Regions from separate parts of the Homo sapiens genome. Here region 1 is linked to region 2. The links are chromatin loops, found by intact Hi-C in ENCODE. Cell type or tissue: GM12878. All regions are shown on one strand. Each heading gives the region's core, and the rest is flanking DNA. Links, peaks and the distances in the headings are about the cores only.

The links. Hi-C counts contacts between places; a loop is a spot of excess contacts. Peaks named below come from ENCODE experiments on the same cell type or tissue, not always from the same donor. Only the 100,000 strongest peaks of a DNase experiment are listed, where the experiment ranks them.
Region 1: it touches region 2 in a loop (2.8-fold over the local background); 12 of 110 quality-filtered maps call a loop at or near these places.

The regions. Positions count from the first base shown.
Region 1 is chr11:100,807,428-100,815,769 of GRCh38, reverse strand. The region is part of intron 3 of ARHGAP42 (Rho GTPase activating protein 42); the gene reads right to left. Among named protein-coding and RNA genes, the nearest start is that of SNORD13I, 120 kb to the left of the region's middle. In GM12878, for the core only: no CTCF peak of the experiment used is centred there; no DNase peak of the experiment used is centred there.
Region 2 is chr11:100,677,391-100,685,732 of GRCh38, reverse strand. ARHGAP42-AS1 (ARHGAP42 antisense RNA 1) reads left to right here. Exons shown (of 2, transcript NR_133571.1): 2 at 30-1,572. LOC124902736 (a long non-coding RNA gene) reads right to left here. Exons shown (of 3, transcript XR_007062860.1): 2 at 8,235-8,342; 3 at 3,823-5,457. Among named protein-coding and RNA genes, the nearest start is that of ARHGAP42, 5.7 kb to the left of the region's middle. RefSeq lists an enhancer at 6,678-7,179. In GM12878, for the core only: a CTCF peak has its summit at 3,282 (motif pointing left); a DNase peak (open chromatin) is centred at 4,482; H3K27ac peaks cover 761 bases.

The DNA of each region.
Region 1 (8,342 bases), core at 232-8,231, 130 kb before region 2:
TTTTGCAAGATGACAAGTTCTAGAGATTGGTAGCATAATAACGTGAATATACTTAATACTACTCCACTGTTCACTTAAAACTGGTTAAGATGGTACATTATATGGAATGTGTATTTTACTACAACTACAGAAAAACAAAGTTGTTAATATTTAATGTCACTTCTAGGTATTCTCTAATTGGACTCATTAACTCAAAATTCTTTGCACATCTAAGAAGAAACATATCTGCACATCTATCTGGGAACTAGGCTCAGAGCAACAAACATAGCTTAGATTTAGTGCATTTTTCAAGGGAAAATAAATGTTGTAAGTTATACAGAATAGAGCATCAGTGATTAACATGGCCAAAATTCCATGCATGTAGACTCTATTTCTCTTTCACACAATTTGCCTTAAAAAGGGTGATTTTTGAAGGCAATCCAGCCTACATAAATGACTATCAACATGGAAATGATTGGGTAAATTATGATACACGCACATAATGAAAGAGTAGATGTATAACAGTGCAAGGATGTCTATGAAACAAAGGCTAATGGAAAAGGAACCTGCAATATAATACCCTTCATACATCCCATGTTGCTGTTCTAAGCACTTGGTACCAGCAGTGTTAAATAATTTTGGGTCCTGCTGAAAGAGGTTATACAATTTAATGGAGACAAACTAAAACACAAACATGTATATGGTCACAGATAGTAAGTTCCATAAAGAAAAAGTACTGGACACCATAAGAGGGAGCACTTGTTTTAGAGGGCCCAAGGGAAGTGTCCACCATGAGGCCAACTCACATCTTATGTAAACTGAGGCCTGAAGAATGAACAAGATTAAGTCAAGTGACGAATGGAAGAAGAAACACCGTATGTGAAGGCTCCTACATATCTGTACATACTAAGTGATATGGTTTGGATCTGTGTCCCCACCCAAATCTTATGTTCAACTGTAATCCCCAGTGTTGGAAGTGAGGCCTAGTGAGAAGGGACTGGATCATGAAGGTGGATCCTTCAAGAATAGCTTAGCACTATCTCTTTGGTGCTGTTCTTGTGGTAGAGTTCTCATGAGATATGATTGTTTTAAAAAGTTTGTAGCCCCTCCCCTATCTCTCTCTCCCTCCAGTTTGTGCCATGTAAGATGTTCCTACTTCCACTTCCGCCATGACTGTAAGTTTCCTGAGGACTCCCCAGAAGCAGAAGTTGCTATGCTTCCTGTACAGCCTGCAGAACTGTGAGCCAATTAAACCTCTTATCTTTATAAATTACCCAGTCTCATGTATTTCTTTATACCAATGTGAGAACGGCCTAATATTAGAAATGGATATAATCATTATTATGCCCAAAGAGTTAGATTTCAAAGCCTGTTAGTGAGAGCCCTTTGTTCTGCTATTTTCTTTTCTTTTCTTTTTTTTTTTTTTTTTGAGACGGAGTCTTGCTCTGTCGCCAGGTTGGAGTGCAGTGGTGTGATCTCGATCTTGGCTCACTGCAACCTCTGCCTCCCAGATTCAAGTGATTCTCCTGCCTCAGCCTCCCAAGTAGCTGGGACTACAGGTGCACGCCACCATACCCAGCTAATATTTTTTTTTTTAAGAGACGGAGTCTCGCACTGATGCCCAGGCTGGAGTGCAGTGGTGCGACCTCTGCTCACTGTAACCTCTGCCTCCCTGGTTCAAGCAATTCTCCTGCCTCAGCCTCCTGAGTAGCTGGGATTACAGGCATCTGCCACCATGCCCAGCTAATTTTTTTGTATTTTTAGTACAGACAGGATTTCACTATGTTGGCCAGTATGGTCTTGATCTCGATCTCATGCTCCACCTGCTTCGCCCTCCCAAAGTGCTGGGATTACAGGTGTTAGCCACTGCACCCGGCCTGTTCTGCTATTTTCATTCCTCCTACCTATCAAAAGACAAAGTGACTTACATGTTGCCGCCAGTCTTATTAAAAAGGGTTGGTGAAAAAGTATTTGTATTTTAGTTTTTTCTCTCAAGAATAGAAAATATAGCAATATATACCTATTAGAGGGATTCAGAGAAAGCAAGTGGATTGTTTGAGTTAACACACTGTGGAAGTCTTATTAAGTCTACTTACAAGAGCAAAAAATTTCTGAGACTGGCCAGATATAACTATTGTTAACCACATGGCGGACCCTGGAGAGTCAAAGGAGCTCATCACCTAATTCACTCTCACTCTCTGCATAATCTCATTCAATGACAAAAGTGAATTTAAATACCATCTATACATTGGTGATTTCCAAATTTCTTTTTCCAGCTCTGATCTCTCCCCTGGTTTCCACTCAACACTGCATTTGGCTAATATTTAACATGTCCAAAAGAAAATGCTTGATAACACTCACCACACCTGTTACCCCCTACAGTCCCTCCATCTCAGAATCTCATCAGGCTTAAAACCTTAAATGAGTAGTTTTCAACTGGTTGACTTTGACCCCTGAGGGACAAAATGTCTGGAGACACTGGTTGTCACAATTTAAGGGGAAGTAGAGTACCTCAAGAGCATAGAGGTGTGGGATATTGCTAAACATCCTACAATGCACAGGACAGACCCCCATAACAAAAACATATCTGTTCCAAAATATCAACAGTGCTGAGGTGGAGAAATCCTACCAATGACACATCATTGCCGCCTCCCTTTCTCTTGCAATCTACATTTGATCAATGAGCAAATCCTCTTAGTATCACCTGCAAAATAAACCTAGCATCTGAACACTTCTACCACTTCCACTACTTTCATCCTGGTGCAAATTATCATTGTCTTTTAAGTAATGAAATAACGAAAACAGCCTCCTAAGGGGAGCTCAGCACACAGTCTTGTCCTCTACAGTCTGCATAACAATTAGGGTAGTCCTTTAAATTCCTAAATCAGTTCATGTCACACTTCTGCTGAAAGACCCTTCTACAGAGCAAAAGTCTAATTCCTTACAAGGCCTAAAGAGTCCTACATATTCTTCATAATCCCCCCGCCCAATCAACCACACTTTATCTCTTCCCACTTTCCCATTTGTTCCTGTGCTTTAGCCATATTTGCCTATGCTCCTCCTCAAACAGTCCGAGCACTTTCCAGCCTCAGGACCTTTGTACTTGCTGCTGTAAAGCTGTCTGGGCAACCTGAAAAGCATTTTCCCAAGAGAGTTGTAAGACTGACTTCTTTCTTTGTCAGGTCTCTGCTTAAATGACATTTACTCACTGAGGCCTTCCTTGATTTCCTGACATTAAAAACTCACCTACAGCCCCCTCTGCTACCTATCCTAGTTTATCTCCCTTTTTCCAGAGTATATATCACCATCTGATAATACATTTTGACTTTCTTCTTTGTTATGTCTGTTTCTGCCAACTGGAAGGCAGAAGCTCTTTTTGACCAGAGTTGTATTCTCAGCTCTGGAGCAATATCCAGCCCAGAGAAAGAGATTAATAAATATTTGTTGAAAATAAATTATTGCTATCCTTTCCAACTACTTCTGGGTATAAAATCCCATAAATTTCGTCTGTTTTGTAAATAAAAATGAAACTATGCTATGGTCCACCATCCGCTTTGCTATAAAGTTTTCCAAATCCTACAGTTTACAGCTTGTGTCTTTAAGCAAAAGATATAAGCAGAACCTGGCTGAACCTATTATTAATGTGTTCACTATATGAAGGCTCATTCATTCATAAGAAACTGAAGAGAGGGACAGGCACGGTGGCTCATATCTGTAATCCTAGCACTTTGGGAGGCCTAGGTGGGAGGATTATTTGAGCCCAGGAGTTTAACACCAGCCTGGGCAACATGGGGAGAGACCCCATCTCTATGAAAAGCAATAAAAATATAACATTAAAAAATTGTTTTAAAAAAGAAATTGAAAAGAAATCAGTTTTTGGCAGCAGTTTTTAAGTGTAAGCTCCATAAATGAGGTAGTGAACTCAGGGCTAATCATTGACACTGTTCAGCAAAGTATACAGTCACAGAAGACAATCAAATCAAGACATCCGGGCTGGGCTCAGTGGCTCATGCCTATAATCCCAGCACTTTGGGAGGCCGAGGCAGGCGGATCACTTGAGGTCAGGAGTTTGAAACTAGCCTGGCTAACATGATGAAACCCCATCTCTATTAAAAATATGGAACTTAACCAGGCGTGGTGGTGCACTCCTATAATCCTAGCTACTCAGGAGGCTAAGGCAGAAGAATCACTTGAGCCCGGGGGAGTTGAAGTGAGCCGAGATCACACCACTGCACTCCAGTCTGGGTAACAGAGCAAGACTCCATCTCCAAAGAAAAAAAAAAAAAAGAAAGTCAAGACATTCGAGGCAGAAGCAACATAGATCACCTACTCCATGAATTCCCAAACTCTAGTCATTCACATTCTACTTCCGTGATTTTGGCCATGGCCATGTCCTACATTTTTCCTTATAAATGGATTTACTTCTTTTACTAAGCATCCTACAAAGCAACAATTTTCATTAAATCCAGAGTTGTTCTGTATCCAATACACATTGAAATAAATATGGAACTACTAACATTTAAAATGTTTATTCTGGCCAGGCATGGTAGCTCGCGCCTATCATCCTAGCACTTTGGGAGGCTGAGGTGGGCGGATCACCTGAGGTCAGGACTTTGAGACCAGCCTGGCCAACATGGTCAAACCCCATCTCTACTTAAAATACAAAAATTAGCTGGGCGTGGTGGCGCATGCCTGTAATGCCAGCTACTGAAGAGGCTGAGGCAGGAGAATCACTTGAACCCAGGAGGCGGAAGTTGCGGTGAGCCAAGGTTGCACCACTGCACTCCAGCCGGGGTAACACAGTGAGACTCTGTCCCTCCCCACCAAAATAAATAAAATAAATAAATAAATAAAATGTTCATTTTATTGCTGGTGGTTTTCATTTTACACTTTGGGAAATGCTGAACACTCCTCATTTATAAAAAAAGAAAACAAAGTCTCAAGGAGCTTAAAACTTTACTAGATGTCAATAATTAATTAGGACCTAGACTTTCCCAGTTTGTGTTCTGGTTTCCTGCTGATCCTGAAAACACATGTTATTTTATTTGCATCACTTACATAGTATTCTGTTACCTGTGGTAATAGAAATAATTCTGTAGGTAAAATGTAAAGTGAATAGAATTAAAAGTCTCAGATGGGAGGGGATATTTTATTTTCCCTCAATAGAAATAAAGCAACTACTACGTAGCACAGTTTTTTTTCCACCAAGGCAGTTAGATATGGTTATGCAAATGAAGAGTACATCATTTTTCATTTTTCAAATAGCAGTGTATCTGCTGTTGAAAATATGTGAAAGATACAAAGGTTTGGCAGAAGTTTGGAATGTAAAAAAGGTAAGGTTTTCATACGGTGGCCACATTTTCCAAATGAAAAAAGGAAATACACTAGCTTCAGGACCAGCCGGTGGTTAACCACTACACTAGTAAAAACAAGTTAACCAAATTGCTATCAGTTGAATTATTACAGTAAATTATCTTGTCTAGTATAGTCAGGGGAAAAAAGAATGTTGGTTAAAACCATTCTTTTGAACTGACTCATTGATTGGTTTTCTGTTTATTTAGTTCCCCTTTACTATCTTTATATTTTTTTTTAATTTTACACATGTAAGTCCTGCACATCCTTTGTTTAGTTATCCTTGAGTCTCTTATTTTTTTGCCACTTTTTAAAGGTTCTGTTCAGAAATATAATTAATTTACATCTATTAACCTAGCTAACCTCTCTTATTTATCTCTAATAATTTATAGATTATTTGCAATTTTCTATGTGGAAAATCATATCATAATATGACAATTTTGTTTCTTTCATTTTAAGTCTTAGATTTTTATGCCTCTGGCTTCTCTTTTTTTTTTGGAGACAGAGTCTTGCTCTGTCACCCAGGCTCGAGTGCAGTGGCACAATTTTGGCTCACTGCAACTTCCGCCTCCTGGGCTCAAGTGATCTTCCCACCTCAGCCTCCCAAGTAGCTGTGATACCATGCCCAGCTAATTTTTGTATTTTTTGCAGAAACAGGGTTTCACTATGTTGCTCAGGCTGGTCTCAAACTTCTGGGCTCATGCGATCCACCCACCTTGGCCTCCCAAAATGCTGGGATTACAGGAGTAACACAGCACACCCAGCCTGCCTCTGGTTTCATATTACTGAACAGACTAGAGGCCCTCCAAAACAATTTTGAATTTAAACAGTAATAGTGTACATCTTTGTGTGACTCCTAATTTTTAAGTAAATGTTTCTAATGTTTGAGTGAATTAACATGTTTCTAAGTCTTGTAAAATTTCATACACAACTATCATAGTATTCTGTTCAAATGACAATGTTAACCGGAAATTTCTCAAGGTCATTGCCATATTACAATAGACAAGAGTTGGAGTGATTGCCTAACTCATAATAATTCCTTTGTTTCTGAAAATAGCTCTATATTCAAAGGAAAGTCTATGCAACATATTCTGTCCCTTTAACCTTGGGTAATTGGTCAAGCGTCTTTAAGTGACCTTAGCTGGGCCAATCAGAGCCTCTCCTACCTTTCTTTTTTTCTTTTTCTTTCTTCTTCATCTTGTCTTAAAATGAAAAACTAGACAATCCTATCTAGAAACAATTTCTGTGAGTTTTAGTACAATGCTTATGACTCACCATGTGGAAGAAGCCAGCTAACAGAATGAGGCCGATAAGCAAATGAGAGGCAAAGATAAAAAACCTCTTAGAGGCCTTAGAGTTTGTGATTCTGGCTGTTTCTTAATCCCACAAGCAATGTGGGCCCTCTCACAGATAAATGAGATGCCCCAATGTCTTTCCAACCAATTTCCTGTTTGACTTGCAAATGAGTATCCTGGGTGACACACAGATAAATCACAGGATGAAGTAACATAGCATCTTGATAAGAACCCCTAAGAGTTAGGCTTTTCAAATTATGAATCCTGATTCCAGGAAAAAGGGAACATTTATGAATAATTTGTTATTTTTAATTACTATTATAACAAGTAAAATGTAATGAACTATTTACTATAATTTTATGAGGTATTACATTGGGAGAAATTGTCAGTAAAGAATACACCCGATTTCTAGTTATTTTTTATAGTTAAGAGTGAATTTGGCCGGGCGCGGTGGCTCACGCCTGTAATCCCAGCACTTTGGGAGGCCGAGGCGGGTGGATCATGAGGTCAGGAGATCGAGACCATCCTGGCTAACAAGGTGAAACCCCGTCTCTACTAAAAATACAAAAAATTAGCCGGGCGCGGTGGCGGGCGCCTGTAGTCCCAGCTACTCGGGAGGCTGAGGCAGGAGAATGGCGTGAACCCGGGAAGCGGAGCTTGCAGTGAGCCGAGATTGCGCCACTGCAGTCCGCAGTCCGGCCTGGGCGACAGAGCGAGACTCCGTCTCAAAAAAAAAAAAAAAAAAAAAGAGTGAATTTATAATTATCCCAAAAAAAGTTTAATTTTAAAAAGCTTTTGTTGCCCTTTCTCTTGAAATTACATGTATCAAATTATCAAGTTAAATTTGCATTTTCTTCTGTAGTGCATAAATATACTCTATGGTTTAATCAGAAGCAAAGACAAAAAGCATTGTGCTAACCAAAAAATGTTCCCTTATTTCTGAATATCTGGTTGGTCTGTCAGCTGATATTTCCCATTCATCCATAGCTTTGTTACCATTATTTAAAATTTCCCTTCAGGATATCTTTTATAGGTATTTTGCTAGTCTACCTCATGCCTATTTAGGTTTATTTTTCTGTCCTTTAAAATTGAGTGCCTCACCCAGATGTTAAACTTTTAAGGGACAGTTACACACTAACTTTATATACATTTACCTTTTATATTATCAAAGTATCTTTGTGCTTCCCAAGTATCAAAGAAGAACATCAAAACATGGTTTATGAATGGAATAAAGACTAGCACTTCCCCAACTGTACCAATGGAAAGTGATGGCCAACAGCAGAGAGTAAATGTATTTCCAAAAGTGCAAAGATAAAAATGGAAAGATTTCAATATGATGTGCAATTACAAGACTCCAAAGTAAAACGTATAAAACTAGGATAAATGCCAAAGGCAGGAAAATGAAAGAACTAGAGATGCGAGGAAAGAGATCAGAAGTGCAGGTGTTGTGTGGCAGCTCATATCCCATGTCTTCCCAGAGAAGACATGGGATAGAACAGAACAATGAGCTGCAAGCCCCAACTCCTGGAACTGGGTCCTATATGTAAAGTGTGGTCACTTACTGGAGGTCGACATCACACTGAGTAACTCATTTACAGGCTGTGCTGTTTCAGATTGTTGTAAGGATCAAATAACATGTATATAAAAAGGCCGGACCCGGTGGCTCACGCCTGTAATCCTAGCACTTTGGGAGACCGAGGCGGGTGGATTTCCTGA
Region 2 (8,342 bases), core at 143-8,142:
TACTCTTCAATTTTTTTTTTCTTTTGCAGGTTTGGGGAAGGGAGAGGCAGTAATTCTGTTTGTCAGTTAATGAAATGACATGACATAAACACCAGTGGACTGTGTCTCACCAGAGGTGATTTTGTATTTACTCATTACTCTGCCTGAAAGACAAAAAATCACCCAGGCCAAACAGTTTCCTTTCAACTTTTGCCATGTTGCTGTTCCTATCAACTGAATCCAGTGCCAAACTGCTGAGATACGAAACGATAAAATATAACATTCTCTTCTTGTTTTTCATTAAATCATCGTACTGTGATTAAGTCTTTAAAAATGCATCATTGGTGTTTCATAAGTTGCATTTAATATGTTGGATGTCAATGTTTAGTTTTCTTTAAAAGTGTTACATGCCAGGGCAGATGTATTGTACATTCTATGATACAGGTTATCATTTGCCCATTCATGTATGTAATGATATGTTTTATGTCTACTGTCTACATTACTAAGGTCTGGGTGGGGAAGTGATTTCTATAAAAAGACAGAAGCATTATCCGTGACCTCAAGCAGTTCTCAGAAAAAGGAAATGTGGAAAATAAGTACCCATAAAGCATAAGGCAGAATATGCTGTGTTCCACAGCCTCACACAGATGCTGTACTAATAATACATTGATGCTATTGTTTATCAATATGTTTCCACTCAGGCCCATCATTGCATTTACATGGAATTAGGATTTTTTCTCCTACCCTTCACTCATGATTCCCTAAAGTTTATCATGTTATAATGGGCTTATTTCTTGTAGGTGTTTTCATAGTTACTCATGCTTATTCCTATGATTCATACTTTAATTATACCTGCTAGTCAGGCTTTCTCTTATGCCACATTAACACAGCTACTTGAGAAAAACCAGAAATGCTTTTGCTTTGAGGTGGGTTTACTGTCGGTTTTGAACTGTTGTTTCCATGCATGATTCTCTCCATCATAATTAACTGAACCAGATTCTTTCCTAGAGAATAGACTTTCTATATAAAAGATCAGCAATACCTGCAAGCCTGTTTTCATAAACAAATGTAATGGATTGAAATATAGCCTGTCCAGAAATTTCCACTTCATAACACATGACACCGTAAGCTGCGTGGTAAGCTTCGCAAATATTATTGGCTGACAGGCTCTTTGGCACAGAGAAATGTCTCTTTGTTTTCCTGATTCTGGAATGGGATATGTGGGCTTTGTTTACTTGCTTTTGAGAGCAAATAGATAGTAGAGGATAGTAAACTAATATGGCATTTGTAAATCTGCCTAAAACTGTTTCTTGACGTAGATCATGTCTGACACTTAAGCCTGGCACTTCGTATGTACTCAGTAAGTGTTATTGTCAAGCTATTATTACTTTTCAATTAATTATGTAGATTTAGACCACCCAGACTCAGCTGATCTGAGGTTAAGTTCAAGCCTGGTAAGAGATGACTAAACAGAAACCAAGTGTTTCTTCTTGGTTTCCCCTCCTCCCAGCTCCTGGTAACCATTGTACTTTCTGTCTCTATGAATTTGACAATGTAGGTATCTCATATAAATGAAATTATACAATATTTGCACAATGTGTCTGTCTTATTTCACTTAGATGATTCAGTCATCAAAAAGAGAAGCAAAGAAGAAATAAGAATTAGATATACATTTAAAACCCATATGAGGAGCCAGGCCTGGTAGCTCAGCCTGTAATCTCAGCACTTTAGGAGGCCCAGGTGGGCATTTCACCTGGAGTTCGAGACCAGCCTGGCCAACATGATTAAACCCCATCTCTACTAAAAATAGAAAAATTAGCTGGGTGTGGTGGTGTGCACCTGTAATCCCAGCAGGTACTAGGGAGGCTGAGGCACGAGAATTGTTTGAAGCCAGGAGGCAGAGGTTGCAGTGAGCCAAGGTTGTGCCACTGCACTCCAGCCTGGGCAATGGAACGAGACTCTGTCATCTTAAACAGATAAAAATTTTAAAAAACCCAAAACAAATAAACAAAAAGAAACAAGCATTTGAACCTACTTAATTTTTGACTTAATTTTCTAAAATACTCTTCTGACAGCCAAAAAATGAAGTTCAGATTAAGCCCTTAGAGGGCGAGATCTTTTTATTCTGCCTTATTAGAAGTATTATTATTGTCACACACAATGCTCTTAACATCACTATTTCTCAAAAAATTAGTTGGTGTATGACACTGCATTTCTGATGGGCAAATGTACACATCATTAGTGACAGGAGCCTATGTGACTTAGTAACATTGTCTTTTCCAGTTTAAAAAAAATGCTCTCACAAATTGTAGAGCCCCTCTCAAATGCATACAGCTCTCCCTGCTTCCTCTCCATGGTTGTCATGAAGCACAGACAAATGCTAAATGTAGTCCGGGTTGAAAAAGAAACTTCGCTTTGTCTGGGGGTAGGAAATGGGAGTCTCTCACAGGAAGAGTACAGAACATAGCCCACATTGTATGAGTCTATGGATTCCAAGAGCTCATTATCCAATAGATGGACTAAAGAGCAATGGTTGGAAGACCAAAAAGTCAAATGACTGAGAGATGAGAAAAGAGAATTTAGACGGGGTAAGTACACATGAGATTGGGCAACAGATGGGCAGTAAGCAGATTAAATAAAGGAAGGAAATATAGTGTGATTTTTGTGGATGAGGTAGAATCCAACATAACTCTGAGATTTAAGCCTATACAACTCAGAAGTGTTATTTTTTTTAGAAGAAATATACATTTTAGGTTGAGTCTCCTATGCTGAGTTTGAGGTAAAGTTAGAATAATTAAGAGGCACTTTCTCAGAAAGAAAAGTGCAGCACAAACACTCAGGGCTGTTGTGTTAGCTTAACGGAGGGGGACACAGAAGCAGAAGTCAAGGTCAACTAGAGGGGAAGAATAGCTGCAGAGAGTGGAATTTGTTCTATGTGACAATATGACTCCTTTTTTCTAAGAGATGGTGTCTGGCTATGTTGCCCAGGCTGGTCTTGAACTCCTAAACTCAAGCAATCCTCCCACCTCAGCCTCCCAAAGTGCTAGGATTACAGGTGTGAGCCACTGCACAATATAACTTCTAAAGTCCCTGCCAAATCTAGATTTTATTATGATGACAGATTTCGGATGAATGGGTTGAAGGAAAAGAACAGAAGTCTAAGCAAGAAATACTCAACAACTAACTACATTTATGAGGGGTGGGGAGAAGGAAAAAGGAGAGGGAGAGAGGTAATCACTTAATTTAGGAAAAGACATTTTTTAGCACAGATTTTGATTTCAATTTAGTATTGCCCTCTTGTGGCAAATCATGATGTTTGCTAACTCTGACAGAAAACTTCATAAAGAGCACAGGAAAAGGAGACAAAATGAAAAGAAGCAGCCTCCACCAATACTGGGCATGATAGTTTTTGCATGTATTGCCCCATCTAAGCTTATCCACAAGCATGTGAAATAGGTATTAAATCTGATTAGCCCCACTTTTAAAGTTTTATTTATTTCTTTATTTTGAGATGGAGTTTCGCTCTTGTACCATAGGCCGGAGTGCAATGGCGCCATCTCGGTTCACTGCAACCTCCGCCTCCCAGGTTCAAATGATTCTTCTGCCTCAGCCTCCCGAGTAGCTGGGATTACAGGCACGTGCCACCATGCCTGGCTAATTTTTGTATTTTTAGTAGAGATGGGGTTTCACCGTGTTGGCCAGGCTGGTCTCGAACTCCTGACCTCAGGTGATCTGCCCGCTTCGGCCTCCCAAAGTGCTGGGATTACAGGCATGTGCCACCGTGCCCAGCCTGATTAGCTTCATTTTTAACAAGTGGGAAAGTTATAACTGAAAAGTGATTAACTTTCCTAAATTTATGTATAATATCTGGAAGGTACTGGAGTTGGGATTTCAATCCAGGTCTACCTTGGTAAAAAGGCCATGCTAAACACACACACACACACACACACACACACACACACACACACACACACACATTCAACAAATATTCATAAGTATCTGTTATATTTCTGTGCTGCTGTAGATGCTGGAAATACAACAGTAATTTTGAGTAAATTTACCTCAATCCAGCCCTAATCAAATTTTCAATCTAATAAATTATAGCAGCAATATTAATCAAATGGCCAGCCAAAGGCCATTTATGAGCTGTGTGACTTAGGATAATTTAACTTTTAGGCTTTACACCTTTCCCAAGTATAAAATTAAGGATGATAGTGATAACGATAATGACTATCATTTATTAAACCCTTACCATGTGCCGGACACTGTCCTATGCTAATAATGAAATAACATCTATTGTTTCACTTGGGTTATTTTAAGCTCTAGACACGAGACATTTTTATACCTCTATGACTCAAAGTTAGAACAAGAAATCTCCTCCGACCAATAATGACAATCAATTACAGCTAGAGTGCTGTTGACACTCCACCCATGTGTGCTCAGAGGCTTGCAGCTGCATTAGAAGAGGAAGTGCTGTTCCTCTCTTACCTCTCACTGAAACCCTCATGGGCGTGGCCTCCGCTGGATTTCAAAGCAGCCACTGACCACACAGAAAGGAAGCAAATGTTTACTGAGCAACCACGCTGTCCATGTCCCACGAGGCCTACAAATCCTCACACTAACCCTGGAGGTAGGAATTTTATAATGAGGATGAGATTGTTGAAGCCCCAAAATGCGAAAACAAAAACCAAGAACCACAAAAAGCCAACAAAAACACCCAGACAACTTGCCCCAGGATGAACAGCAAAGTCTCTAACTCCAAGACCACACCACAGTGAATACGTTGGGACACATCATACGCATTATATATATATATGTATATATATATATATTTTTTGAGACGGAGTCTCACACTGTCGCCTTGGCTGGAGTGCTATGGCACGATCTCTGCTTACTGCAGCCTCCGCCTCCCGGGATCAAGCGATTTTCCTGCCTCCGCCTCCCGAGTAGCTGAGATTACGGGCACCCGCCACCACACCTGACTAATTTTTTGTATTTTTAGTAGAGATGGGGTTTCACTATGTTGGCCAGGCTAGTCTCCAACTCCTGACCTCGTGATCCATCCACCTCGGCCTCCCAAAGTGCTGGGATTACAGGCGTGAGCCACCACATCCAGCCTACTTTTATATAGCTCTTTTTCCACATTTACATTTTTTGCGTTTAGACCCTAAGCTTTTAGATTAAATCTTATTTCTTTGTATCTCTTGCACTTTGCATGCTATCAGCCCACAGATGATACCTAACAAATGTTTTTAATACTTGAGTGCCTTATAATCTTCTAAAAATCATTCTTCAGCTTCTGCGGTAGAGGTGTCTGCACAGATTTGTAGAGAAAGGCTTCTCCCATTTGGCACGGAGGTCTCTACGTGTTGCTTGAGCTCTGCTGAGCATGAAAGGAGTGGAGCTCATTATCCGTGCTTCCAGGCGATGAGTACATCTGCGCTAGAACTGCTGCCATCCAGCACACTGTAACAGGCCCTGGCAAAGGCAGTGAAAGCGTGATGAGGAAAATAACTAGCCCAGAAGGAGCTTAAGGAAACTAACTCAAATAAATGGCTCCACACCCAACAAAGAGAAGTCATAACTCAATCACAGTGAAGCATACTAATGAAAGTGATAAGAAGGATCATTGAAAAAGAACAGACCCACAGTCTCTACTGTTTGAACATTTCAGATGGAAAAAAAAAAGGAAAAAGAACAAATCTGAAACAATCTGTAACCCGTAGTCACAGCGGCAACTTCCTTTACAAGGAATAAAGATACATAGTATTATCCTTTAAAAGGTATATTATCTTACATTCTGTCAATGTGAATTTTAATGCTAATGGAATTAGAAAATTTTACAAAATTTGTCAGTTTTACAAAACTAGGTATAAGAACAATTTTTTTTCAGAACAGTAAAGTTCTTATTTTTATACTTGTTAGTAATTTTTTTCCTAGCTGCCAGTTTGTTGAAATTTTATTGTGAGACAAAAGTGGATTATTGAGATTAAACTTTAGTTTACTAGATAAATAAAAGTAGAACTAGTCCCAGTTCCATTTAATGTTGCAGTGTATTTTACCCTTATGATTTTTTTGTGATCTTTCAAAGAATGCTTCAAAGATTTGTGGAGCTCTTTGAACTCTATTACATTATGTGGTCAAGTAGAACAACATTTACCATATGGTGAAAATCTTGTTGGTACTGAAAATGAATATTTAATGAATCATTATAAATCTTCTAAACCTGCTTTTCCCTCAATTTTGTATTATGAAAATTTTCAAACTTACAGCAAAGTTGGAAAAAATAACGCAATGGATAGCTACATGCTTTCTACTTGGATTCAACAAACATCAACATTTTGTCATATTTGTTTTCTCACTCCTCATTTTGTTTATATATATATATATATATATATATATACACACACACATGCATATCGATATAGAAAAGTTTTTGGTGTTTTTGTTTGTTTGTTTGTTTTAAGACAAAGTTGTTTGTTTTTTTAAGACAAACCCAGGCTGAAGTCGTGCAGTGGGGCAATTTCAGCTCACCGCAATGCTCTGCCTCCCAGGTTCAAGCGATTCTCCAGCCGCAGCCTCCCAAGTCGCTGGGACTATAGGCGCGCAGGCCACCGTGCTCGGCTAATTTTTTGTATTTTTAATAGAGACAGGGTTTTGCCACGTTGCCCAGGCTGGTCTCGAACTTCTGAGCTCAGGCAATCCGCCCGCCTTGGCCTCCCGAAGTGCCGGGATTACAGGCATGAGCCACCGCGCCCGGCCTATATGAAACATTTAAAGTAAATTTTAGCCGGGCTCGGTAATCCCAGCACTTCGGGAGGCTGAGGTGGGCGGATCGCAAGGTCACAAGTTTGAGACCAGCCTGGCCAACATAGTGAAACCCGGTCTCTACCAAAAATACGAAAATTAGCCCGGTGTGGTGGCGGGCCCCTGTAATCCCAGCTTCTTGGGAGGCTGAAGCAAGAGAATCGCTTGAAACCGGAAGTCGGAGGTTGCAGTGAGCCCGAGATCTCAGCAATGCACTCCAGCCTGGGTGGAAGAGCGAAACTCCGTCTCAAAAATAAATAAATAAATAAAGTAAATTTTAGATATTTTTGACACATAATCTCTAAATATTTTAACATGAATCACCAAAGAATAAGGAAATTCTCCAACATAACTAAAACTTAAAGAAAATTAGTACATGATAAAATATTAATATCATCAAATGGCAAATTGTTCCAAAAATGACTTTTATAGCTTAAAAAAAAAAAAAGCAAAACAAGATCTAACCAAGATCTTTACTGAGTCTTAGCCAATGGCCTATGTAACTCCAAATTCCTATTTTGGAGGGCAAGAAAAAAATAGCTCATTAATCATTCCATTCACTAATTAAGATTTTTGGAATAATTGAGCCTAGATTAGTATGAGCCTTCCTTTACTACTGTCCTGAATAAAACGTTTGCTAATCAAACCATTGGAGGAAGAACTGTTTTAAGTAGAACCATTCCTAAATCCTTAAATACTTGAATTTGTCATTGGTGGCTTCTAGGAAAAGATTGCTCTAGAGAAAGAGAATGCTATGCTATGCAAAATGGATGTCTGGCATATAGTGTGTGGTCAGTAAATATTTTTTGACTAAATTAATGAATAAAATACTGGGGACCTAAAGATAAACAACATCAGCATCATCTGGAAAGTGGTTAAAACTGCAAAATCTTGGGCTCCACCTTCCACCTACAGAATTAGAAACTCGCAGGTGGGTCCCAGCAACTGTGTTTTAACAAATCCTCTAGGTAATCCTCCTGCTGGCTAAAGTTTGAGAACAGCTGACCCAGAACATTTCTTAGTAGACATCAAGATTGAAGAGCAGTCTTAGAAAAGGAAATTGAGAATACAGCTTTGAGATTAGGCAAGGGGAAAAATGGTAGGTAGAATGGCCAACAGAGGCTTAGCTAGATGCCAGTGTCAGGGGGAGCCAGCCTGTAAGCAGGGCCTCTGCTAGGGAACTGACAATAGGAACACCACCCTTCAATTACATCATTACATATCTAATGTTCTTGCTTTTACTCTCACTGTTGAGGTGCACTTGAGGATAGCCTTTATCTTCAGAAAATACTATCAGAATGTCTTATTTGGACAGGCGCGGTGGCTCATGTCTATAATCCCAGCACTTTGGGAAGCCAAGGTGGGCAGATCACAAGGTCAGGAGTTTGAGAGCAGGCTGGCCAACAGGGTGAAACCCCGTCTCTACTCAAAAAAAGTACAAAAATTACCTGGGCATGGTGGCAGGTGCCTGTAATCCCAGCTACTCGTGAGGCTGAGGCAGGAGAATTGCTTGAATCCGGGAGGTGGAGGTTGCAGTGAGCCAAGATTGCACCACT